Linked DNA regions of Homo sapiens: region 2 is linked to region 1. A link is an interaction called in ENCODE POLR2A ChIA-PET data of the cell type or tissue named here. Cell type or tissue: PC-9. All regions are shown on one strand. Each heading gives the region's core, and the rest is flanking DNA. Links, peaks and the distances in the headings are about the cores only.

Region 1 (12,466 bases), core at 1,547-9,546:
CGAATGCCCTGCTCCCAAGGACCTCAGCAGGGCCCACGAAGTCTTCATCGTCCTTGTCGTTTGACCGCTGTTTTGGACAGATGAGTACCCAGAGGCCCAGGTTAGAGAATCCTATTATGTGATGAGTTACCCCGAACTTCGGCTAACTTAAAAAACATTACTGTATTTAAAAAAAAAAAAAAAAAAAAAAGGTCTATCTTCATGGTTGTTTTCTGCAACCATTTTGGTAAATTCCAGAATTACACATTAATTTATTTGGTGTAAACGTTGCTCTTGCTTTCTATAAAAATAGCTCTGGTAAAGGAAATACCTAACTTCTAAATTAAAAATTTCAGATTTTGAGAATCTGGATGGTAACCCGGGCAGGAGGAGCTGAGTAGGAAAGGGAGCAGAGTGATTTGGGGGATGAGCCAGCCATGTGACCCGGGGCTTCAACTTTCATAGCCCAAATGAGGAGTGGTGGCTAACTTCCCTCGCAGATTAAAGTCCACTATGAGAGGGCCAAGCTTTGGCTTCGTTTCCTGATCACCCAGGGGTTTTTGAGTTCTCCTAGTCTCATTGGGCCCTGAGGTTTTTAAAGACCAACACAGTGCAACTGTTAGTGACCAAGAATGTGTTCAGCATCAACATTTCACTATCCGTCACCCCTGCCAGGATATCACATAGCCAGATTTTTCTTAAGAATACAATCAATGTTATTTTTACATAAAATTATTTAACATTGGATTTTTGCAGAAATATATATATATATATATATATATATATATTTTTTTTTTTTTTTGTAGAGACTGGTGTTGCTCTGTCACCCAGGCTGGTCTCGAACTCCTGGCCCTAAAGCTATCCTCCTGTCCTGGTCTCCCAAAGTCGTGGGATAACAGGTGTGAGCCACCATGCTGGCCAGACTTTTTTGAGTAATGAAAATGTGTGGGAATAGGTGTTTTGGGTTCTCTGAATTTTCTGATTAAACTACCACTGGAAAACTAGGTTCACTCATCCTATGAGATGTATTGAGGCCCTGCTGCATGTAAGGGCACGCGTGTGTGTGGGGGGGGTGGGGAGCGGTAAAAAGGTCCAGCCACGGGAGGCTATTCCAGGTCTATCAAGCTCAGGACACAGTGGAGGTTACTTTATAATCCTGATGTGCAGTTTTGTCCTCTGAATGGTTGGCATAGAGAGCAGAGCTGTAACAGACAGACACATCAGGCCTTATTTCAGCCCTCCAGTTTTTAGTTCTTGGGGAAGATGCCAAGTCTCAGTTTCCACCCCCATAAAATGGAGTCTCTTCTTACCGGATTGTGAAGAGGATTAGAAATAAGGGTGTAAGGTGTTTTACACAGTAAAATGCTAGTAGCCATTTAGTAATTGATAGCTGTAACTTATTATTTTTTGGATAGAGTCTTGCCCTGTCACCCAGGCTGGAGTGCAGTGGCATGATCATGGCAGTCTCAACCTCTTGGGCCCCAGCGAACCTCCCACCTCAGCCTCCTGAGTAGCTGGGACTATAGGCATGGACCACCACACCAGGCTGATTTTTATATTTTTTGTAGAGATGGGGTTTCACCATGTTGCCCAGGCTGATCTCAAACTTCTGGGTTCAAGCAATACACCTGCCTTGGCCTCCTAAAGTGTATTAAGCTTCTTAAAGGGTAGATAAATTCAGAAGTTTCAGTTGAGACCCAGTAAACTTAAATTTCACTAAAAATTTTATTTGCCAAGTACATAAAATTTGGGGAGAACCTCCCAAAAATTAATTAAGCTACTTAAAAAATAACTGAATGCTTTTTTTTTTTTTTTTGAGATGGGAGTCTCACTCTGTCACCCAGGCAGGAGTGCAGTGGCACGATCTCAGCTCACTGCAAGCTCCACCTCCCAGGTTCACGCCATTCTCCTGCCTCAGCCTCCTGAGTAGCTGGGACTACAGGCTCCCGCCACCACGCCCGGCTAATTTTTTGTGTTTTTAGCAGAGATGGGGTTTCACCGTGTTAGCCGGGATGGTCTCGATCTCCTGACCTCGTGATCCGCCCGCCTTGGCCTCCCAAAGTGCTGGGATTACAGGCGTGAGCCACTGCGCCGGGCCCCAACTGAATGCTCTTATACCCTCCACTTTCATCCATTCCAGGCCACAAGAAAAGTGTATCATCGGGGCCTGGCGCAGTGGCTCACACCTGTAATCCCAGCACTTAAGAGAGGCTGAGGCAGGTGGATCACTTGAGGTCAGTTCAAGACCAGCTTGGCCAACAGGGTGAAAGCCCATCTCTACTAAAAATACAAAAAAATTAGCTGGGTGTGGTGGGCACCTGTAATCCCAGCTACTAGGGAGGCTGAGGCAGGAGAATTGCTTGAACTCGGGAGGTGGAGGTTGCAGTGAGCCGAGATCACACCACTGCACTCCAGCCTGGGTGACAGAGTGATGAGGCTCAAGTCATGTTTTTCTAGGCACAGATTCTGGGACCAGCCAGCCTGCCCGCCCAGGTTTGTACCTTAGCTCTGCCTCTTACCAGCAGTGTGAACTTGGCTCAGTTGTTTAACTTAACCTCTCTGTATTTCAGTTTGCTCATCTATAAAACGGGGATGATAGTATTTTGTAAAGGTTAAATAAATTAATATATAGGTAAATCTTTTAATACAGTACAAGGCATATTGTAAGGGCTAAGTGTTCACTGTTATCATTGCTACCATACACTCTGTGTAGACAAACCATAGTTCTCGTAAGCAAGCTAGCAAAGCTTGAGCCCTGGAGAGGGCTCAGGACCCAGGCCTATTCCTGCCTCCTAAGGAGGCTCTAGGTTCTCAGGGCACCTTGGTTCCCCTCTGCAGATGACTGTTATCCCTTCTTCCTCCTTTCCTCACTATATATTCCAGGCCTCCAATACTCAACAAATGTTTGGTAGCAGCCCAGTGGTTTTCAGGATGGAGAAACTCATATTCAGAGGGGCTTGGGGACTAAGAGGAAACCCACGCTCTTCAGTGATTTCAGTCGGAGCCCAGTCCCGGAGCCCTGCCTCCCCTCTCTATTGTACCCCTTCCTCCATGCTGCCGCCAGCATCCTGGGTGACCTCCAAGAGCTGCCTCCTGGAGTAAACAGCAGAGGCCGGGTGGGAGTGCAGGGATGGGGCATCTGAAGCCCCAGTTGTGATGACCAAGGTGCCACCAGCCTGCTGAGGTGGAGTGAGAGGGAAAACACGGACTCTACTCCCTCACCCCACGTAGCTTCTGCTCCAAATAATTAAGCTCCAGTTTCCTCCCTGATGAGTTTTGGTGCTGACACCAAAAGGAAACACCAGGAGCCCGGTACGACTCTGCCATGCCCAGAGCTCAAGCTTCGGAGGCATTACTGAGAGGGGGAGAGAGCGTTCCTTGGGCGTGAGTGAGGCCCAGGGCAAGGAACCCCTCCTCTGCTCTGCCCTTCTGGTTCTCCTCAGCTAATTTGTTCAAGTTTGGAGAATGCCAGTAGTCACCTGTATCACCAGTGGGCCTTCTCAGATGCAAGACTTAAAGCCAGTAACTTTTAGACCAGTCTCCTGGTTTCTGTGAGCACCAGATCCTTGTGTGGAGCCTAGATGATAAACTACGTAACAGAGGACCTTTGAGGGCTCAAATGCGGTAAACAGCTCATTCTGCACTAGTGCTCTGTCCAGATGGTGCCTCATCACCTTGGACTGCAGCGGTTGGTTTATGTAAAGGTCTCCTCCTCACTCCTTGTTTCTCACAGGCAACTACCATGCTTCATTCACCTGGCACATGACAAGCATTCACGTAGTTAAGTGCAACTGACCGTCAGGTCAGGTCTGGTCTACAGATGGGTTTTATTTTGCTTGCAGAGTATGTAAATTTTTTATTTGTTGCGATCACATCTCGTACAAAAATCTGGATTCCCCAGATTCTCTGGACAATTTTGAAGTTGGGGCATTAGGGTCCATCTTCCTGCATGGTGACAATCAGCACCTAGGACAGGCTGCCCCGTTTAGATGGATGCTGTCCACTGTGCCTGTCCCCATCACTCCCTCCTCTCACATGGGAATTGCCTCAGCTTCCTTCATTGATTTGACCTCCCTGGTCTCTATAGACAGCGGAGTTAGCAGCTCCTGTTGGTGACTTAGGCAGGAATGGAAGAGGTCTCCATCGGCCCCACCAAAACCAGTTGTCAATACATGCCTGTGGCAAAGGCAGCATCTGAGGCTTGCCAGGCAAACAGCAGCTAGAAGACGCCTCTGGAGAGACCCTTGGTCAGCAGGTATTCTAAACAACCCAGCTATTTCATGGTAGTCAATAGCACGGATGTGTGGTTGATTTGGCTGCACTCAATCCTTTTTCTAGTCCAGTCTCTGGTGAAAAATAGGCGAGGGTATGCCATTTGTGCAAGAAGGGGGAAAGGTAGGCACTTGGCTTCACTGAACCACCATCAGGCATCAAGGAAAAGGCTTCTTGGCCTTCCCATCCAAGCAAGCATTCTAATCATGGTCACCAGGAAAGTGGCCAAGACACCCAACAATATAAAGAAAGGGTGGTGGGGGTGACAGCAGGTCATTCCAGGCTGAGGCCAGGGCATGCAGAAGCATGGAGGTGCAGGCTACTGGGGTCTATGAAGGGCCTAAGGATGGGGCAGGAGGAACAGCTGGAGCGATGGCATATGCCATGTTAAGAGAGTAAGCTGTGTGAGAAACCAGGGAGTGAGGATGCAGGGGAACAAGTCATGGCTTGAGGCTTCTGCTTGGAGAAAGAAAGACAATTCACTTTAATAGTAATTCCCAAGATGGAGAGGCACCATCACTCACCCTCATTTTTTATTTTTATTTTTTTTTTGAGATGGAGTCTCGCTCTGTTGCCCAGGTTGGAGTGCAGTGGTGTGATCTCAGCTCACTGCAACTTCCGCCTCCTGGGTTCAAGCGATTCTCCTGCCTCAGCCTCCTGAATAGCTGGGATTACAGGCGCCCGCCACCATGCCCAGCTAATTTTTCTATTTTTAGTAGAGACAAGGTTTCACCATGTTGGCCAGGCTGGTCTGGAACTCCTGACCTCAAGTGATCCACTCACCTTGGCCTCCCAAAGTGCTGGGATTACAGGCGGGAGCCACTGTGCCCGGCCTAGGATTTTTTAAATACGATTTTTTCCCCAGAACGTCAGTATAAGAAAACACGTTATATATGAAATGTATGAAATGGAGCAGGTCTGGTGATGGGGCTCGCAGGGGGCTCTGGGCAATCTTCAGTGTCTTCTTTACGGAGGTCCCCAGCGTCGGAGTGGCACAGGTCGGAGACCGCTGATCTCGAGTAGGACTGCATTTTAAACGCAGAACGAGCTGCCCCAAGATAGAGTTCCTTTTGCCTAAGAAGCCAAGAGCTCCTATAGAGATGAACAATTCCACTTCCTGTTGCCACATTTTTAACTATTTATTGAATGAGGCAGTCAAAGACAGAATGGGAAACAACACAGAATCCATGCTCTGCTACTGGGGTTTTGCTTTTTTCTTCGTCTTGGCAACTTCTCAAACTATTTGGAGGTTATTTCACCACAAAGGAACATGGACTTTAAAGTCCCTGGACAACTTCACAATGACGATAAAAAATAATAATTAAAAAAATAACAAATTGTAGAACTAGGACTATTTATATGTAAATTTCCCTCCCCTCCCCCCATTACGTACAGAAAAGAACATATAAAGAACATTAGATAGTTTTATATAAAACAAGCAAATACAAGAATCTGAAACTTCTCTCAAAGGTTGAGCAAGACGTGGAGAATCTTTTAATGTCGCATTAAAAAAACACATTAAATACACCATCACACACATGGGGAGAGCTGGGAGGAGGGAGGAGGAGCTGTCCCTGTACTCAAGGTTCAGAGATTTGGCCTGTTGAAAAGTCAGGTGAATTCAGCTACTGGAGACTCAGGGCTTGCAGCTGAGAAAGACAGAGTTAACGGTTACCAAGAACACCCAGATAGTCAACACCTCTGAGGAGGCAAGCTGCTCCCGGCCTGGGCCACGAGGTTGCATCAAGGAACATGGGCCTCCAGGAGTCCCTTCTGAAGCAGGGCCTGATCCAGGAACACAGCAAACACCCTCAGCTGTTTTCTATGGCCAGGTGTCCCTTCTTCCCTTCCGCGTACTGACCGGGCCCAACCAAGCTTAGCTTCCAAGATCACACAAGATCAGGGGCGTTCAGGGTGCTGTGGCCACAGACCAGATGTCTCTTCTTGTTCATTCCAGCGCCTCCTCTGTGAAGCTACAGACAGTAGAGAAAATTGCTCCCACGGGTGTATCCTGGTCTAGGACGATTTTTCTTTCCTTCCTTTCCCTTCCACTGCCCCCGCCCCCTTCCCATCCTCTCCCCCACCATGCACGCACACACACAAGCACACTTACACGCACGCACTCCTCAAACCCCTAATACTTCGGTTACCTTCAGTTCATATATACGAGCAATTCAGGACTGACCTTAAAACCAGAGCAACATTTTAATAGTCATGAGATCAAGGATTCCTGGGAAGGAGAGGAGATGGGAGGCTGAGGCCCGGGAGCTTTCAAGACATTCATCTGCCTGTGGCAAGGTCAGCACCTGGGCCAGCCCGAGGAGCATCTCAGCTGGCAGACCACGCAGTCCCTGGACCTTGCAAGCACATCTCTGACCCACCCCATGCTGGAGCCTCTTTCCTCAGGTGAGTCCAGCAGGGAGAGTTCTGTGTGGCCACTGGGAGGCAGCTTTGGTGAAGGGCATGGTCACCTCCGCCTGAGTTTGTCAGTAGCTCAACGCATGACCCTGGTATGAACAAAAACTGGGTGACTGTGTCTGGCCACGTACCCTACCACCCACTAAACTGGGTGAATTATTGTTTCCACAGCGCACCTTGATTTCATACAGATAATTCCATGCGGGTTTCATACATATATATATATATATATGTATATATATACTTTATATATATGTAAATGTGTATGTCCATATGTACACATATACATATATTCACACTCACACATACACACACATAAGTATACACACACATTTCCGCAGAAAGAAGTCCTGCCACAATTTGGCTTTTTTGGGACAGTGAAATTGACAATGCAGTTTCTTCACCAATCCCAGAAAATCAAGAGTGGTGCTTTAAAAAATGCAATTCCAAAATCCGCTTTCTTCCTTTTAAAAAAAAAAAGGTTAACAAAACTTTCCTTCCAAAGTCGAGAGACTTAATTCCATTTGATTGCACCTCTGCAAACGTGTAAAAAATTTTGAAGTAGACTAGAAAACGATGCCATAATATGGCTGTATGTCACTGTTCCAATGTCACCACCTCCACAGCTTGGCCGTCCATGGTGACTGCGCTGTCTGATATCCTGGTGGTCACAGGGGCCATGGCCACCTGCACTGGTCCGTTGCCCTGGGCGAGGCTGGTCACCACAGTCTGGTACATGCTCACAGGGATCTGGACCAGGCCTGGAGAGACAAAGAGAAGACCGTTGGTGGGGCTCAGGCTCAAGTTCCCAGATGCTGGCTGGACGGGGGCACCCAAGTCTTGCCTTTGAGGTATCGTGGTCACCAGCCTCAGGTGATCACATACCCATGGCCCAGGCACAAAGACATCTCTTTCCCACCCCATTAAAATTTTTTTCATTAATTTTTAAGATTTATAATTGATATATAGTAACTGTTCATGTTTATGGGGTACAATGTGATGTTTCAATGCATGTATACACTGTAGAATGATCAAATCAAGAAAATTACCATATTAATCTCTTTAAAGATTTATCATTCATTGTGGTGACAACATTCAAAATCTAGCTATCTTGAAACACAGACTACATTGTTATTCGCTACAGTCACCCTACTGTGTAACTGAACACCAGAACTTATTCTTCCTTTGCACCTGCTGGCCAACCTCTCCTGCCCCCCTCCCCAACCCTTCCCCAGACTCTGGTAACTATTATTCTACTCTCTACTTCTAGGAAATCAACTTTTTTCCATTTTAACTTTTTTTTTTTTTTTTTTTAAGAGACAGGGTCTGGCTCTGTAGCCTAGGCTGGAGTGCAGTGGCGTGACCACAGCTCACTGCAACCTCGAACTCCTGGATTCAAGTGATCCTCTCACCTCGGTCTCCTGAGTAGCTGGAACCACAGGCGTGTGCCACCATGCCTGGCTAATATAATTTTTTTTTTTTTTGAGATGGAGTCTTGCTGTGTTGCCCAGGCTGGTCTTGAACTCGTGGCCTCAAGTGATCCTCCCACCTTGGCCTCCTGAATAGCTGGGATTACAGGCGTGAACCACCAACCCTGACCATTTTGATTTTTTTAAAACAGACTATCAGAAAAGAAAAGTTTAGAGAAATTGTGGAAACATGCCTTAGGGTAGGGCCTTCCCAGCTTGCCGTGAGAGGGCCCTGCCTGCCTCCGCATCTAGGAAGCACAGGCCCGTCAGGTGTGAATGTCCCCGGCCTGTCTTCTCCCTCTCAGAACAGGCCACCATTATTTTTCTTTGATATTTGGCTACACTGCCTTCTTCAACCCTCTTTCTGCCTATGCTTAAGTCTCTCTCAGCTTGAAAAGAAAAATCTTGTCCCTCTCCTATCCTGTCTTCTGGCCACTGCTCCGTCTATGTGCCTTCCTTCATAGTCAAGCTTATTTTATTTATTTATTTATTTTTAAAGCCTAGGTCACTTGTTTCCTGATTTCTAGATTTCACACACCAGTAAAATGTAAAAACACATTTTGGGGTCAACTTAAAAAAAAAAGACCCCAGCTACTCCCTAATATCACTATTATTTCAGAGTAGAAAGGATGGCTTAAAGGAAGAAGCACATAACCTCCATAAAGGTAGTCCTGCCTAAAAAGGGAAAGCTGATAATACATTAAAAAAAAGGATTCCCAGTAAGGCAGTAACTAACATATACATCAATCTCTCTTCCTTCTGAAACTAGAATTACAGTGAATGAGGAAAAAAGGATATAACCGAGGGATGTCAACATTTTTTGGGAAGATGCAAAGCAAATGTGAAATGGTTCTGATTGAACAGAGAAGTGGAAGGGGCAACTCCTATGCTCACACAGGGCTCAGCACATAGAGGCCTAGCTACGGCAGAAAGAGGGATGAGGCTAAAAATGAGAATGAGTGGAAAGTTTGAATTTAATTGATTAGACCAACCCCAACATCCAGACCCAAAGACCTTTGCTGACTGGGCCTCTGAGGTTCACCCACTGTATTGAGAAACTGACCCAGAGAGGCCCCTTTTAGTTCTTTTTGACATTTAAACCATAGGCTACTTTGATGAAGATAAAAATTATTTTAAAAAGGGTTGTCAAAATATTTTCTAATGCAAAAAAAATCAAATATAAGATTTTCTTTTCCAATGTTAAATTGTATGTAACTTTTTTCTAAGAGTAAGTTTTGCCAGTTTAGGGATAAGGGGTAAGCATTTGATGATGCAGTGAGACTTCATGAAATGAGACTTGCTGTTATGGTGACGCATCACTAGAAACCCTGGCTCCTCTGGTGTGCCCTCACCGAAATGGAAGACGTGGCCAGTCGCCCCCACACTTGCAATGCAGGCCTGAAAGGAGGAGGAGAGAGGCCAGCCTCCAAGTGCACGTGGGCATGGGGGAAGCACGCAGAAGGGCCAGGCCTTGGCCTACAAAACTGTGGGCTTCAATTTCTTTCAACTAAACCTTTGCAAATTGCTCTTAACTGTCTTTAATTAATCTCTCTTTCAGTTCACCCCTTCCCAGTCACTCAAATTATCTTTCTTTATTATTATTTATTTTTTATTTTTTTAAATAGTGACGAGGTCTCACTATGTTGCCCAGGTTGGTCTTGAACTCCTGAGCTCAAGTGATCCTCCTGCCTCGGCTTTCCAAAGTGCTAGGATTACAGGCATGAGCTACCACACCCAGCCAAAATATCTTTCCATAATGTTACTCCCCTCATCTCAAACATTTAAATTCCATGGTTTTTAAAAGGTTTCCAAAGCTTGTAACAAAGTTCAAATGATTTAGCATGGTCTTCAAGGCCTTTCGTGGTTTGCCCTGGTCCATCTTTCCAGTCTCATCTCCCTCACTCTCTCACAGGTGCCCTGTCCTCTAGGTGCCCCCCACCCCCAGACTACTCTCAGTTCCCCCAATCTATCAGCCACACTCTTTTGGGCCTTTGCTCAGGTTATTCATGAGATAGACTTATCCCCCACTCCTTCCTTTTACACTGGGGTGAGCTTTCCCTCCTTGTGGAACCTGCCCCATCCCAGCCTTATCAATGCTGGAGCAGCCTCCTCTGGATTCACAGGAGGCCCAGGGACAGCCATGGATAAGCCAGCTGGGCCAGTTGATGCATGTCTGCAACAGGCCTTCCCACTTGACAGAGGGTTCTTTCAAGATCAGGCCTGGCTCTGGCTTATTTCATGTTCCTCACAGTATGAAGTACAAAGTGTGCCACAAGTTGCTATCAGCATAGCCTCAAGGGCCATGTACTGCTGGCCTCAACCAACGTGCAGCTGGGCCCTCTCCCCAGCCTCTAGACTCAAGGCATGGGACTGAGTGTATATATATGTGAAGATTGTATAACCCCGTCAGTCCCCCGCCTCCTCCTATCACGATCAGGCTCTCTTCTGGTCAAAACAGGCAAAGTTAACGAAATCACCCAAAATGCCCAGTGGCAAAGCCAAGACACCTGTGTGTTCCTCCAGGGAACCCACATACTGGCAAGTAGCAAGCAAAACCAGAAGCAAAGGTCAGCCTCATTTCACTGCTCTTGCCTCTGGGCTCCATTCAGTTCCAAAAGCTCCAGGCTTGGGGAACAAGTCCCTTGCTGTACAAATACAGTGACTACAGTGTGCAGGGAGATCTTTTCTAACTAACTGTGAGCAACCATCTGGGTTAGGGCTGGTGTGAATAGAAACTAAAAGAATTGTCAAAGTTAAATTTCTTTCACCCTGGCTGTGATGTGTTTGGGTTTCCTATGATGTGGGCCCATGCCCAATTGTTAAAATAGTTTTCATAGTATCACGGAAGATTTTCCCCAGAATAAATGAAGCAAGGTTCTAATGCAAAAATCTATCTATTGGCTGATACTGCCATCATCAGAATGATCTTCTGAACATCTGACCTGATCTTGCTGTTCTCCTTCACAGTTCTTCAGTGGTTTCTAGTGGCCCACGGGATATAAAGTCCAAACCCCTTTGCAGGTATTTAAACTCTTCACGTCGGCCACTGTTGTTCAGTTAAGCCTGGTGATCCACTAATCCCCACTCACTTCACACGCCAGCCAGATGAACTACTTGACTGAGGTTCTCCAAGCACACACCTCCATGCCTTCTGCCTGGAGGGGGCTCCTCCCCAGCCTCTCTCCTCCCCATCTTGGGTCCTCTTCTCCGATGCTCCTCCTCTGCTCCCTGTACAGGCTCCTTGGAGACAGCGGCCTCATTCATCCTCACTGCTCGTATGTCTTGTCCCCAAGGAGACCGTAGATTCCTTAAGGGAGGAATTAAGTCTCCATCTTTGAGTGGCCAGCAGTCAGCAGGTGCTGGAATGTTTTCTACTACCATGAATGAAACCTGCTTACTAAGATTTAACTTGTGTCCCTTCTAGGGACTGCGTGATTAAGGTGGGTGAGCCTTAGGGTGATGAGGCTGTTCTGGAACAAGAGCTTCCAGCCCAGAAAAAAAGCAGCTTCAAAAATACTATATTCAAGACTCACCCAAATAAAGCTGTTTTTGAAAGATTCCATCTTCTGTACTCCACCCCAGACAGGGAAGAAGCATATTTGGCCACACCTGGGTGAGGAAATGGTCCCCACCCAAAGCTCCCAGGGATGAGTAACTGGTGAGGACAGCCACACACCTTAGAAGCACAGGAGAGGGAGGCCATGATGGGAGTCATTTCATAACCTCGCATGCCTTGGAACCCCAATTCCGCTGTTTTCTACATAGAGTTTCTGTCTACTGCCACCTTAAATAAATGCATGACCACTGTAGGGATTTTAAGACCTCTGTCTCTCTCACACACAGCCATTTTGACATGGGATTAGATTAAATCGCCTCAGTGTCTCTGACCTAACAGCCTTCATGTCCCTGGCAAGGGAAAGGGGGAGGGGCTGGAGGCCTGGAAACCCAGCGTGCCCTAAGTCGGGCGGCTGCCCTTGGAAGAGAGATGATTAAATGCTGAGGTACAGTAATCAGGCTGGGACTGTCCCTGCATCTGCTCAGCCTGCCCCTGATTAGCCCTAATCTAGAGGCGCATGTTAATCCAAGCTTGTATTCTGGGTCATTTCGATTGATTAAGCAACAGGAAGCCCTTCGTGTTCTACTTTAAGGGGTGGAAGTGCTCCTTTTTCTTACAGGGCCCTTGTAGAGTCCTGGTAATGAGACCCTTGGCCTCAGTACAGCCCCTTTCTGAGCCCTCTCACCCCCGCTGCATGTCACTTGACTTCTGCTGAGACCCTAGAGAAGTCCACAGGGCAGGGCTCCTTCCCTTTCACGAGTCAGAGCCAGAA
Region 2 (12,466 bases), core at 2,038-10,037, 290 kb before region 1:
TATATATATTTATAATATATATTTATAATATATATTTATATTTATATATATTTATATATATATTTATAAAATATATATATATATTTTTTTTTTTCTAGGCCAGATAAGGTGGCTCATGCCCGTAATCCAAGAACTTTGGGAGGCTGAAGCAGGAGGATTGCTTGAGCCCACGAGTTTGAGACCAGCCTGGGCAACATTTCTACCAAAACTTATTTTTAAAAATTAGTTGGGAGTGGTGGCATAAGCCTGTGGTCCCAGCTACTCAGGAGGCTGAGGCAGGAGGATTGCTTGAGCCCAGGGATATGAGGCTGCAGTGAGCTCTGATCACGCCACTGCACTCCAGCCTGGGGGACAGAGTGAGACACTGTCTCAAAAAAAAAAAAAAAGAAAAAAGAAAAAGAAAAAGAAACATCTGTCCATAGTTGGTTGAATCCATGGATGCAGGACCCATGAATATGGAGGGCTGACTGATATATCTATCAATCAGTTGTTCAGGCCTGGAGTTCCCCTTAAAACCTACTCCTGGCCAGGCGCAGTGCCTCACGCCTGTAATCCCAGCACTTTGGGAGGCTGAGGCAGGCGGATCACGAGGTCAGGAGATTGAGACCATCCTGGCTAACATGGTGAAACCCCGTCTCTACTAAAAACACAAAAAAATTAGCCGGGCGTGGTGGCGGGCACCTGTAGTCCCAGCTACTTGGGAGGCTGAGGCAGGAGAATGGCGTGAACCCGGGAGGCGGAGCTTGCAGTGAGCCGAGATCGCGCCACTGCATTCCAGCCTGGGTGACGGAGCGAGACTCCGCCTCAAAAAAACAAACAAACAAAAACAAACAAACAGAAAAAAACTACTCCTCACCTGTCATGTACAAGCCATCACCAAGTCCTGTTGTTTCTAATTCCAAACTACATCTTGTATCTGCTCGCTTCCAGCTGTCTTCACCCCAGCCTTACCCACCATTGCCTCTGTTCTGCCAAGGCTTTATCAGCAACTTCCTAACAGTCACTCCATATCCTCTTTTGGCTCCAATCCATTTTTCACAGTCTTTATAGTGACTTTTCCCAAAATGCACAATTGTTCATGTCACCGTGCCACTTAAAGTCTTTCAATGGCTGCCGTTGGCTTTTAGGATAAAGTCCAAATTCTTTGGAAATTTGTGTACATTAATTGAACAATTATTTATTGAGAGTCTACTATGTCCATGAGGTATTGTAAAGACTGGGGACACAGCAATGAATAAAAAGTATAAAAGCCCCTCTTTCTTCCTTCCTTCTTCTCTCTCTCTCTCTCTCTTTCTCTCTGTCATTTTTAGATGGAGCTTCACTCTTGTCGCCCAGTCTGGAGTGCAATGGTGCAATCTCAGCCCACTGCAACCTCCGCCTTTTGGATTCAAGCAATTCTCCTGCCTCAGCCTCCCGAGTAGCTGGGATTATAGGCGCCTGCCACCATACCCGGCTAATTTTTGTAATTTTTGGTAGAGACAGGGTTTCACCATGTTGGCCAGGCTGGTCTTGAACTCCTGACCTCAAATGATCCACCCGTCTCGGCCTCCCAAAATGCTGGGATTACAGGCGTGAGCCACCATGCCTGGCCAAAGGCCTCTTTTTTTTTTTTTTTTGAGACGGAGTCTCATGCTGTGGCCCAGGCTGGAGTGCAGTGGCACAATCTTAGCTCACTGCAACCCCACCTCCCAGGTTCAAGTGATTCACCTGCCTCAGCCTCCAAAGCAGCTGGGATTACAGGTGCGTGCCACCACACTCAGCTAATTTTTTTTTTTTTTGTATTTTTAATAGAGACAGGGTTTCATCATGTTGGCCAGGCTGGTCTCGAATTTCTGACCTCAAGTGATCCACCCACCTCAGCCTCCCAAAGTGCTGGGATTAAAGAGGTGAGCCACTGCACCCAGCGCTAGGATAGATAATTTTTGAAGGACCTTTGCCGTAAATAAAAGCAGAGAAGGTGTTTTCTTGTTTTCTGAAATAGAGTCTTGCTCTGTTGCCCAGGCTGGAGTGTGGAGTTCAGCGGCACCACCTCGTCTCACCGCAACCTCCACCTCCTGGATTCAAGCGATTCTCATGCCTCAGCCTCCCAAGTAGGTGGGACTACAGGTGCATGCCACCACGCCCAGCTAATTTTTATATTTTTAGTAGAGACAGGGTTTCGCCATTTTGGCCAGGCTGGTCTTGAACTCCTGACCTCAGGTGATCTGCCCCCCTTGGCCTCCCAAAGTGCTGGAATTACAGGCATAAGCCAGTGCACCTGGCCTGTTTTGCATGTTTTTAAGATGGGAGAAGTAATATCTTGCTGCTAATGGAAATGTGCAGTGGAGGGGAGAATTGGTGGACAATGTTCTTGAGTAGGCAAGGGGAATTAGATCCAATGTGTAAGTTTGGCCTTAGATAGGCACATAGATTACAGCAGGGCTTCTCAACCTGTGCACATATTGGGTGAGATAATTTTTTGTTGTGGCGAGGCTGTTCTGGATGTTGTAAAATGCTTAGCAACATTCCTGGCCTCTATCACCACTCCAACCAAAAATGTCTCCTGACATTGCCAAGTGTCCTGTGGCAGGCAATATCACACTCATTTGAGAACCACTGATCAATAGTAACAGGAGGGAAGGTAAAGTACGGTTAGAGGATGATGAGAACACCATTCATCATGCGAAATAAAAACACAAAGCCGGCCGGGCACAGTGGCTCATGCCTGTAATCCCAACACTTTGGGAGGCTGAGGCAGGCAAATCACGAGGTCAGGAGATTGAGACCATCCTGGCTAACACAGTGAAACCCCGTCTCTACTAAAAAAATACAAAAAATTAGCCATGCGTGGTGGCGGGTGCCTGTAGTCCCAGCTACTCAGGAGGCTGAGGCCACAGAATGGGGTGAACCCGGGAGGCGGAGCTTACAGTGAGCCGAGATGCGCCACTGCACTCCAGCCTGGGCGACAGAGGAAGGCTCCGTCTCAAAAAAAAAAAAAAAAAAAAACCACAAAGCCAAATTTCTTGCTTACTATAAACAGTAAGAGCCATGCAGGTGAGGCACAGTCTTCAAGCAGACCAGACTACTAATCTATCAGACTTTGAGAAAGTGGGGAGTTCAGAGATTGGCAAACTTTCAAAGGTGTGTGTTAGCATCATTTGTAGAAGTGATAACTTGGGTGAAACTATTGTTGAGTGGCTGGCACTCAGAGGAGTGCTTATTGAAGTGAGTCTTTGTGATTGGCTGAATCAAGAAGTTGTCATTCATTGGGTTTACAAAAACACATTCACTGTGATGAGTAATCATGGGTCAATTGAACTTAAAACTGGCTCTGATTGCTGGTTGTTACCATGGCTAACTGTACAGTCAGTATTTTCCTAGGAGTGTGTCATTAGCAGAAAGGGAGGATGGATAAGTGGAAGTATTGAAGGTGTTTGAGGAGAGAGGTATATAATAGTCATCTATGAAGGTGGGTGCAGTGGCTCACACCTGTAATCCTAACACTTTGGGAGGACGAGGTGGGCAGATCACTTGAGGTCAGGAGTTCGAGACCAGCCTGGTGAATGTGGTGAAACCCTGTCTCTACTAAAAATATAAAAATTAGCCAGGTGGCCAGGCATGGTGGCTCACGCCTGTAATCCCAGCACTTTGGGAGGCCAAGGTGGGCGGATCACCTGAGGTCAGGAATTCAAGACCAGCCTGGCCAACATGGTAAAACCCCGTCTCTACTAAAAATATGACAAATTAGCCAAGCATGGTGGCAGGTGCCTGTAATCCTAGCTACTCAGGAGGCTGAGGAAGGAGAATCGCTTGAACCCAGGAGGCAGAGGTTGCAATGAGCCGAGATTGTGCCACTGCACTCCAGCAGGCAGCAGAGGGAGACTCCGTCTGCAAAAAAATCAAAATAAAAATAAAAAATAAATTTAAAAAAATAAAAAATAAAAATAAGTCATCTATGAAAAGTGGGATGAGAAGTGGACTAGATAAAGGTAGTATAATTACTGGGCAGAATTAAGGTCCCACTTGAAGTCAAGAATATAAAGAGACAAGTTTGTCATTTCTCTTTAGCCATATTTAGTTGTATGGGTACAGAAGCAATAATAGAGAACTTACTTCAACTGTGATTGAGGTTTTGTCAAGTAAGTACTATTAAGCAAGAGAGGTTCAAGGAAATTCAAAGGGTATTCAAGAACATGTATTTTTTAGCTTATTTATTTTGCTTTTTATTATGATATTGTCAAACATACTTAATAGCAGAAAGAATAATATAATGAATCCCACAATTCTATCATCCAAGTCCGACAGTTTAAAATTTTGCAATATTTTTTCATCTATTCCTCCACATGTTTTCCTGGATAACTTCAAAGCAAATTCCAAACATCATATCAATTCACCTATAAACACTTCAAGATGCATTTCTAATAAAGAAGGGCTTTTAAGAACCATAACTACAATGCCATTATTACATATAGTGAAATCAACAATGTTTCCTTCATATTAACTAAGTCTCAACCCATGTTCAAATTTTGCAAAGGGATGATGATAACAATTAGTAATGAATTTAAGCTGGCTAAGAAAAGAAGAAACAAGGGTGGTGGTGGAGTTAGGAAGAGCAGAAAGGTAATTGGATCAATAGGTTGCAGGTCCTGCTGCTGGGAACACTGATAGAGTTAGGAGCCCACAGGTAGGGTGCTGGAAGGGTAGGAGGTGATCCCACTTTCCTCTTTGCCCATTGTTTAGTCACATCAGTCTTCCAACCTGGGGTGTTGGAAGATTCTGTACAGATTTCTTCCCTTCAATCTCATCCGTCTCAGCTCCAGTACCTGATTTTTCTCAGGAGAATGTGCAAACTAAATTAGATTCTCCTATTATAACCTTGGTACATCCTTGGAGCACTTGTAATCATAATTTTAAAACTATAGGAAAATTTGACATCTAACTCCACCAAGATCTACAGCTTCTTTGCTCACGACTGTCATTGCTAGTGCCTAGAGACTATCAATAGGATGCTTTCGGCCGGGCGCGGTGGCTCATGCCTGTAATCCCAACACTTTGGGAGGCCGAGGCGGGCGGATCACCTGAGGTCAGGAGTTCAAGGCTAGCCTGACCAACATGGTGAAATCCCGTCCCTACTAAAAATACAAAAAAAAAAAAAAAAAATTGCTGGGCGTGTTGGCGAATGCCTGTAATCCCAGCTGCTCGGAAGGCTGACGTAGGAGAATCGCTTGAACCCGGGAGGCAGAGGTTGCAGTGAGCCGAGATCGCGCCATTGCACTGCAGCCTGAGCAACAAGAGCGAAACTCCATCTCAAAAAAAATAAATAGGACGTTTTCAATAAATATTTGTTGGACTAAGGAAGGAGTATCAATAGTGTCAAATGCCACAGACTTCTAAATCCATCCATAACACGGTTTCCAACAAGGATTCTAAATTATTTGCTCTCCAATGAGGGTCACCATTTCCTCGCTTGTAGAAAGGTGCAACTTAGGAGGGTCGTATGAGTTAATTTATTTTTATTTTTATTTTTTTTGAGTCGGAGTTTTGCTCTTGTCGCCCAGGCTGGAGTGCAGTGGCGCAATCTCGGCTCACTGCAACCTCCGCCTCCCGGGTTCAAGCGATTCTCCTACCTCAGCCTCCCTAGTAGCTGGGATTACAGGCGCCCGCCAGCAAGTCCAGCTAATTTTTGTATTTTTGGTAGAGATGGGGTTTCACCATGTTGGCCAGGCTGGTCTCGAACTCCTGACCTCAGGCGATCCGCCCACCTCGGCCTCCCAAACCGCTGGGATTACAGGCATGAGCCACGGCGCCCGGCCGTATTAGTTAATATTACTTGAAAATTAAGTTGAGCCCCTCATCCCTGCTGAATTTGGACTGACAGCGTTCTAAAAATCTCTTATCAACCTAAATATGCTAGTTGATAAAGGAAACGATTAATCAAGATTGTCCTAAACAGTACAGCCCTCCTTAAGCTCGCTCTAAGGTTCTAAAATGATGAGAAAAGGCGTGGGCCCCGCGGTTAGACTTTCCCAGCCAGGCTGCCTCAAGAGGCGGATATTAACCTCCCAGGACGGAAGTTCCGGAGCCTTCAAACTCTCGGGGAAGCAACTCGGCAGCGGACCAAGATGGCGGCGCCCTGTGAGGGACAAGCGTTTGCCGTAGGGGTTGAAAAGAATTGGGGTGCAGTAGTTCGCTCCCCAGAAGGGACCCCCCAGAAAATCCGGCAGCTGATAGATGAGGGGATTGCCCCGGAAGAGGGAGGCGTGGACGCGTGAGTTCACGAGTTAACCCTGGGTCCGGCGTTGGAAGATTGAAGAAGGCTTGGGGAAGGGGTGGCGGGTTGGGGGAGGTTCCCCTCGGTCGGCGACTCGGGCAGTGGGGATGGCTTCTTAGAATCTGAAAGAAACTCTGGTTACTATGTTTGATCGGCTTTGATCTTCCCCTCGGGGTGTACCAGATTCCCAACCGCAGCCGAAATTTTGTCATCGGACATTATTTTTGGAAGTAAAGAGGACCGTTAACTGAATGAGTTCACTTGACTTCTCTTAATTGGGGATTCTTAACCTTTTTTTGTGCCGTGGACCCCTTTGGCTCTCTGGAGAAGCTTATTAACTCTCAGAATATTTTTAAATGCTTAAAGTAAATTACATAGGATTATAAAGGAAACCAGTTAGATTGGAATGTAGTTATCAAGATGGTAAAAGGAAAAAGTTACGCAGTAACAATGCTTTTTATTAAAGAGTCCATAATATCTAGTAGTATGTGTTGTCAACCATAATTTTGAAGTAGTGATGAGCACAAAGGTATTTGAAGACATGCAACCACCATAATGTGGGAACATTATTTCCATTGGTGACAAATTAGCAGGTACTGCTAATACTACTATGGTGTTTTTACCTTCATTCATAATTGAAGAAAATGCTAAATCTTGTCATTTAGAGAGAAATAAATGTCATTTTTACCCATCCAAGTTTATGGATGCTGTGAATTTTTTTTGGCCTAGAACCACACCCGCTTGAGGCTCTCTATGAATCTCTGAGAGTCTTAGAGTAAGTTTATTTCTTTTGAGCTATAATCGTTGATGTAATCCTATTTTTATTAAAATAATGCCTGTCGCCGGGCGCGGTGGCTCACGCCTATAATCCCAGCACTTTGAGGAGGCTGAAGCGGGCAGATCACGAGGTCAGGAGATCAAGACCATCCTGGCTAACACGGTGAAACCCCATCTCTACTAAAAATACAAAAAATTAGCCGGGCGTGGTGGCCCGCGCCTGTAGTCCCAGCTACTCGGGAGGCTGAGGCAGGAGAATTGGTTGAACCTGGGAGGCGGAGGTTGCAGTGAGCCGAGATCGCGTCACTGCACTCCAGCCTGAGTGACAGAGTGAGACTCCGTCTCTAAATAAATAAATAAATGCTTGTCTTTCAGCAATTCCCCAGGCACTGTTGAAATGCCTTCCACTGAAAATGAGAGAATTGCTTTGCTGAGTTTTTTTCTCCCTGATTTTTTTTTCATGAAATCTCCCGAAGATCTTTGATTCGAATTTTCTAATTGGTTCTTTTTTTTTTGGAAGGAGTGGGTATGAAAGGTCCCTCCAGGTAGAAATATCAAAATTGTTTTTTCTGCTGTTAAGAGTCGAATTTCTGCCAGGCGCTGTGGCTCACGCCTGTAATCCCAGCACTTTGGGAGGCTGAGGTGGGCCAATCACAAAGTCAGGAGTTACAGACCAGCCTGACCAACATGGTGAAACCCCGTCTGTCCTAAAGATACAAAAAATTAGCCGGGCCCACGCCTGGTGGTACGCGCCTGTAATCCCAGCTACTGGGGAGGCCGAGGCAGGAGAATTGCTTGAACCTGGGAGGTGGAGGTTGCAGTGAGCCGAGATCGCACCGTTGCACTCCAGCCTGGGCAACAGAGCGAGACTCCATCTCAAAAAAAAAAAAAGTCGAATTTCTGAAGAGATTCAAATTGTATAATGCATACTTGAAGTCTTGAGTCTTATTTTCTGTCTACTAAAGTTATGCCAAATACTTGTGGAGAACAGTGAGTGAGTGAGGAGAATAGTTTGCTAGGATTAGTGGAGCCCTGTAGAGGTAGAAATTGAAGTTTAGATATGGGTAAACTGTAAAGAGTTTTGAATGCCAGACTGAAAAATTTGGATTTTATTTAGTAAGTATTATAAAACCATTGAAAATAATAAGCTGAGGAATGACATGAGTAAAATGATTTTTAGGAAGCTTAAAATCCAGCGTTGGTGTGATTTATGATACGATGTGTAGAGAAGCTAGATAACATTTAAGCAGAGGGTACTGTGAAAGGTTTACCAACAGTTTTGCCACTTTATATTAGGAAGGACACGTCTGCCACATCCCAGTCAGTTAATGGATCACCCCAAGCGGAACAACCTTCATTGGAATCTACAAGCAAAGAAGCCTTCTTTAGCAGAGTGGAAACATTTTCTATATCCTTTTTTAGTTCATGTGAATTGCACTTTCTGCCTGCTTCTAGAATTCCTCCAAGGTATTACACCACTTACTGTGATGCTTTAAACTTAAGAATAAAACCTTGGTAAGAAATTATATAGGAAAGTCAGCATCCTAATATGTTATCACTCAGAGGGACAGTTGAGGTTATCTAACCTTTTCTTTTTACAGAAGAAAAAACTAAGAGCCTGAGAAAAGAAGAAATAATAACTAATACTTGTATATAGTATGTTTTTGTATATATTATCACATTCGATCTTGACCTTAAACCTATGAAAATAAGCATTATTATTATACTTGTTTTACAGAAGAGGAAACAGTTTGGGGCAGGTTATATGACTTGCCCAAGATGAACCTGTTAGCAAATGGCAGATCCAGGATTATAATCTAATGTTTTTTAGATTATTAGAGACTACACTACTATAATGTCTCTTTCTAGATTTTCCTTTGTGTATTAGCTACCTATTGCTGCATAGCAAATTGCCCCAAAACTTAGTGATCTTAAAACAACAAACAGTTTTTATTTCATAATTTCTGTGGATCAGGAATCCAGGCATGGCTTAGCTGAGTCCTCTGGCTCAGGGTCTCTCACAGACTGCAATTAAGGTTGGTCAGGGCACTGTCATTTCAAGGCTCAACTAGGAAAATTGTCTCAAAAGAAAAATAAAATAAAATAAAACAAAACAAAACAAAATTAGCCAGGTGTGGTGGTGCTCACTTGTAATCCCAGCTACTCAGGAGTCTGAGGCAGGAGAATAGCTTGAACCTAGGAGGCAGAGTTTGCAGTGAGTCGAGATCGCGCCACTGCATTCCAGCCTTGGCAGCAGAGCAAGACTCCGTGTCAAAAAAAAAAAAAAAAAAAAAAAACAACTAGGAAAGGGTCCACTTCCAAACTCAGTCATTGGCATACTGTTGGCAGGATTCATTTACTTGTGTCTGTTGGACAGAGGGCTTCAGTTCTATACTGGCCATTGGCCAGAGATGTCCCTCCCCACTTGGTTCCTTGCTATGTGGGCTTCTCTAAAGGAAAGTTCACAACTTGGCAGCTGACTTCCATCAGAGTGAGCAAAGGAGAGAACAAGATACAAGCCAGCCTCATTTTGTAATCTAATCTCAAAAGTGACATCTCATCATTTTTGTCATATTTTATGCATTAGAAGCAAGTCACTAGGCCAGCCCATACTCAAGAGGAGCAGATAACACAAGGGCATGAATATAAGAAGGCAGGGATCATTGGAGCCACCTTAAAAGCTGTTCACATCACCTTGCTTTGAGAGAAGTCTTTAGTAGCTCCAGCTGCTTTTTTTTCCTGCCAAGTTTGCACCCCTACCCGTGTGTGTGTGTGTGTGTGTGTGTGTGTGTGTGTGTGTGTAGACAAAGTCTTGCTATGTTGCCCAGGCAGGTCTCGAACTCCTGGCCTCAAGCAATTATGCTGCCACAGCCTCCCAGAGGGTTGGGAGTACAGGCCTGAGCCGCCAAACCTGGCCCCGAATTTCTGTCTTATAAACTATTAACAAGGTCTTGACCTAGGAATCAAAAATTAACAAAATCTCAGAATTTAAGACCATAAAATAAGCCAAATCACACACCTTTTTTTGATCAAGAAACTAATACTGGCTAGGCATGGTGGCTTACGCCTGTAATCCTAGCACTTTAGGAGGCCAAGGTGGGCGGATCACCTGAGGTCAGGAGTTTGAGAGCAACCTGGCCAATATGGTGAAACCCTGACGCTACTAAAAATACAAAATTAGGCCGGGCGTGGTGGCTTACACCTGTAATCCAAGCACTTTGGTTTGCTGAGGCAAGTGGATTACGAGGTCAAGAGTTTGAGACCAGCCTGGCCAACATGGTGAAACCCTGTCTCTACTAAAAATACAAAAATTAACCAGGCATGGTGGCACATGCTTGTAGTCCCAGTGACTCGGGAGGCTGAGGCAGGAGGATTGCTTGAACCTGGGAGGCGGAGGTTGCAGTGAGCCGAGATCATGCCACTGCACTCCAGCCTGGGCGACAGGAATGAGACTCCATCTCAAAAAGAAAAAAAAGAATGCACAGTTAGCTGGGTGTGGTGGCATGCGCCTGTAATCCCAGCTACTCAGGAGGCTGAGGCAGGAGAAATTGCTTGAACCTGGGAGGCAGAGGTTGCAGTGAGCCGAGACCATGCCACTGCACTGCAGCCTGGGTGGCAGAGAAGACTCCGTCTCAAAAAAAAACTTATACTGGAATATTACCCAAATGAAAAAGTAAGCACATACCAGCTATCACATTGCATGTTTCACGAAGAGACATTAAACGTTATGTCATAAGTTTATTTAGAAACATACCTAGTGTGCTATATGCCTGACTTCAAGAATTTGATCCATTGTTTTGTTTCCTTTTTTCCCTTCAACTTTTTTTTTTTTTTGAGATGGAGTCTCATTCTGTCATCTAGGCTGGAGTACAGTGGTGCCATCTTGGCTCACTGTAACCTCCACCTCCTGGGTTTAAGCAATTCTCCTGCCTCAGCCTCCCAAGTAGCTGAGATTACAGGCGCCCGCCACCATGCCTGGCTAATTTTTTGTATTTTAGTAGAGATGGGGTTTCACTGTGTTGCCCAGGCTGGTCTCAAACTTTTGAGCTCAGGCAATCCTCCTGCCTTGGCCTCCCAAAGTGCCAAGATTACAGGCATGAGCCACCATGCCTGGCCTTTTTTTCTTCAACTTTTATCTTCAGTTCCGGGGTACATGTGTAGGATGTGCGGGTTTGTTACATAGGTAAACGTGTGCCATGGTGGTTTACTGCACAGATCAATCCATTGCCTAGGTATTAAGCCCAGCATCTGTTAGCTATTCCTCCTGATGCTTTCCCTCCCCCAACTCCCACCTCCAACAGGCCCCAGTGTATGTCGTTCCCCTCATGTGTCCATGTGTTCTCATCATTCAGCTCCCACTTATAAGTGAGAACATGTGTTTGGTTTTCTGTTCCTGTGTTAGTTTGCTGAGGATAGTGGCTTCCAGCTTCATCCACATCCCTGCAAAGGACATGATCTCGTTCCTTTTATGGCTGCATAGTATCAAAGAGATTGTGAGCTCAAACATCCATCTTAAGCCGTTGATGTCTTTTTTTTTTTTTTTTTTTTTTGAGATGGAGTCTTACTCTGCCACCCAGGCTGGAGTGCACTGGTGTGATCTTGGCTTACTGCAACCTCTGCCTCCCGGGTTCAAGCGATTCTCCTGCCTCAGCCTCCCAAGTACCTGGGATTACAGGCTCCCACCACCATTCCTGGCTAGTTTTTGTATTTTTAGTTTCACCATGTTGGCCAGGCTGGTCTCAAACTCCTGAAATCAGGTGATCCACCCACCTCAGCCTCCCAAAGTGCTGGGATTACAGGCGTGAGCCACTGCACCTGGCCCAGTTGATGTCTTATAAAGGAAAGTGCAGCAAATGAGATCCAAAGTACAAGTCATCATAATTAGTAATTGCCACTTGTTTTCCACTGAAAATGGCAAATTCTTCTCTGGGCTGTCATTTTGTCTCCTATAGACCATAGAGGTTGTGAAGCTGAGGATACTCTACTCCAACATGGCCAACATGGTACTGATGGGTAGCTCTGTGAAAGGAGCAGAGACTGAAGGCGGAAGAAATGTGGTACCACACCACGTCTTCTGCTTTTCACTACTTTATTCCCTGTGTGCAAGGACAGAAAGACTTACATGGTAATTTTTTACAGTGATTCTTAAAAATTTTTAAATTACAGACTTACAGAAAGGTTGCAGAGATTACAAAGAACCTTTTTTCCCTGAGCTATTTGAAAGTAAGCCACCAAAGTGATGTCTTACTACTCCCAAATATTTCCTACAAACAAGGACTTTGTCCTACATAACCAGAATGCAACCATCAAAATCAGAAAATTGACATTGATAAATTACTACCCTCCAATCCTCAGACCCCAGTTTTTCCATCAGTTATACTAATAACATTCTTTATAGTTGAAGTATCCAGTTGAGAATCACACAGTACATTTAGTTGT

The links. Peaks named below come from ENCODE experiments on the same cell type or tissue, not always from the same donor. Only the 100,000 strongest peaks of a DNase experiment are listed, where the experiment ranks them.
Region 2: POLR2A ChIA-PET joins it to region 1 with 13 read pairs; 4 of 35 experiments call an interaction of 5 or more read pairs at or near these places.

The regions. Positions count from the first base shown.
Region 1 is chr7:129,749,982-129,762,447 of GRCh38, reverse strand. NRF1 (nuclear respiratory factor 1) reads right to left here. Exons shown (of 11, transcript NM_005011.5): 11 at 5,372-7,430. The coding sequence ends at 7,267. It also overlaps the pseudogene RNA5SP244. Among named protein-coding and RNA genes, the nearest start is that of MIR182, 14 kb to the left of the region's middle. In PC-9, for the core only: no CTCF peak of the experiment used is centred there; no DNase peak of the experiment used is centred there.
Region 2 is chr7:130,045,002-130,057,467 of GRCh38, reverse strand. ZC3HC1 (zinc finger C3HC-type containing 1) reads left to right here and starts at 6,094. Exons shown (of 10, transcript NM_016478.5): 1 at 6,094-6,247; 2 at 8,324-8,435. The coding sequence starts at 6,102. RefSeq lists enhancers at 5,781-5,970, 6,031-6,340, 5,968-6,760. In PC-9, for the core only: CTCF peaks have their summits at 5,892 and 6,110; a DNase peak (open chromatin) is centred at 6,057; H3K4me3 peaks cover 1,758 bases; H3K27ac peaks cover 1,155 bases.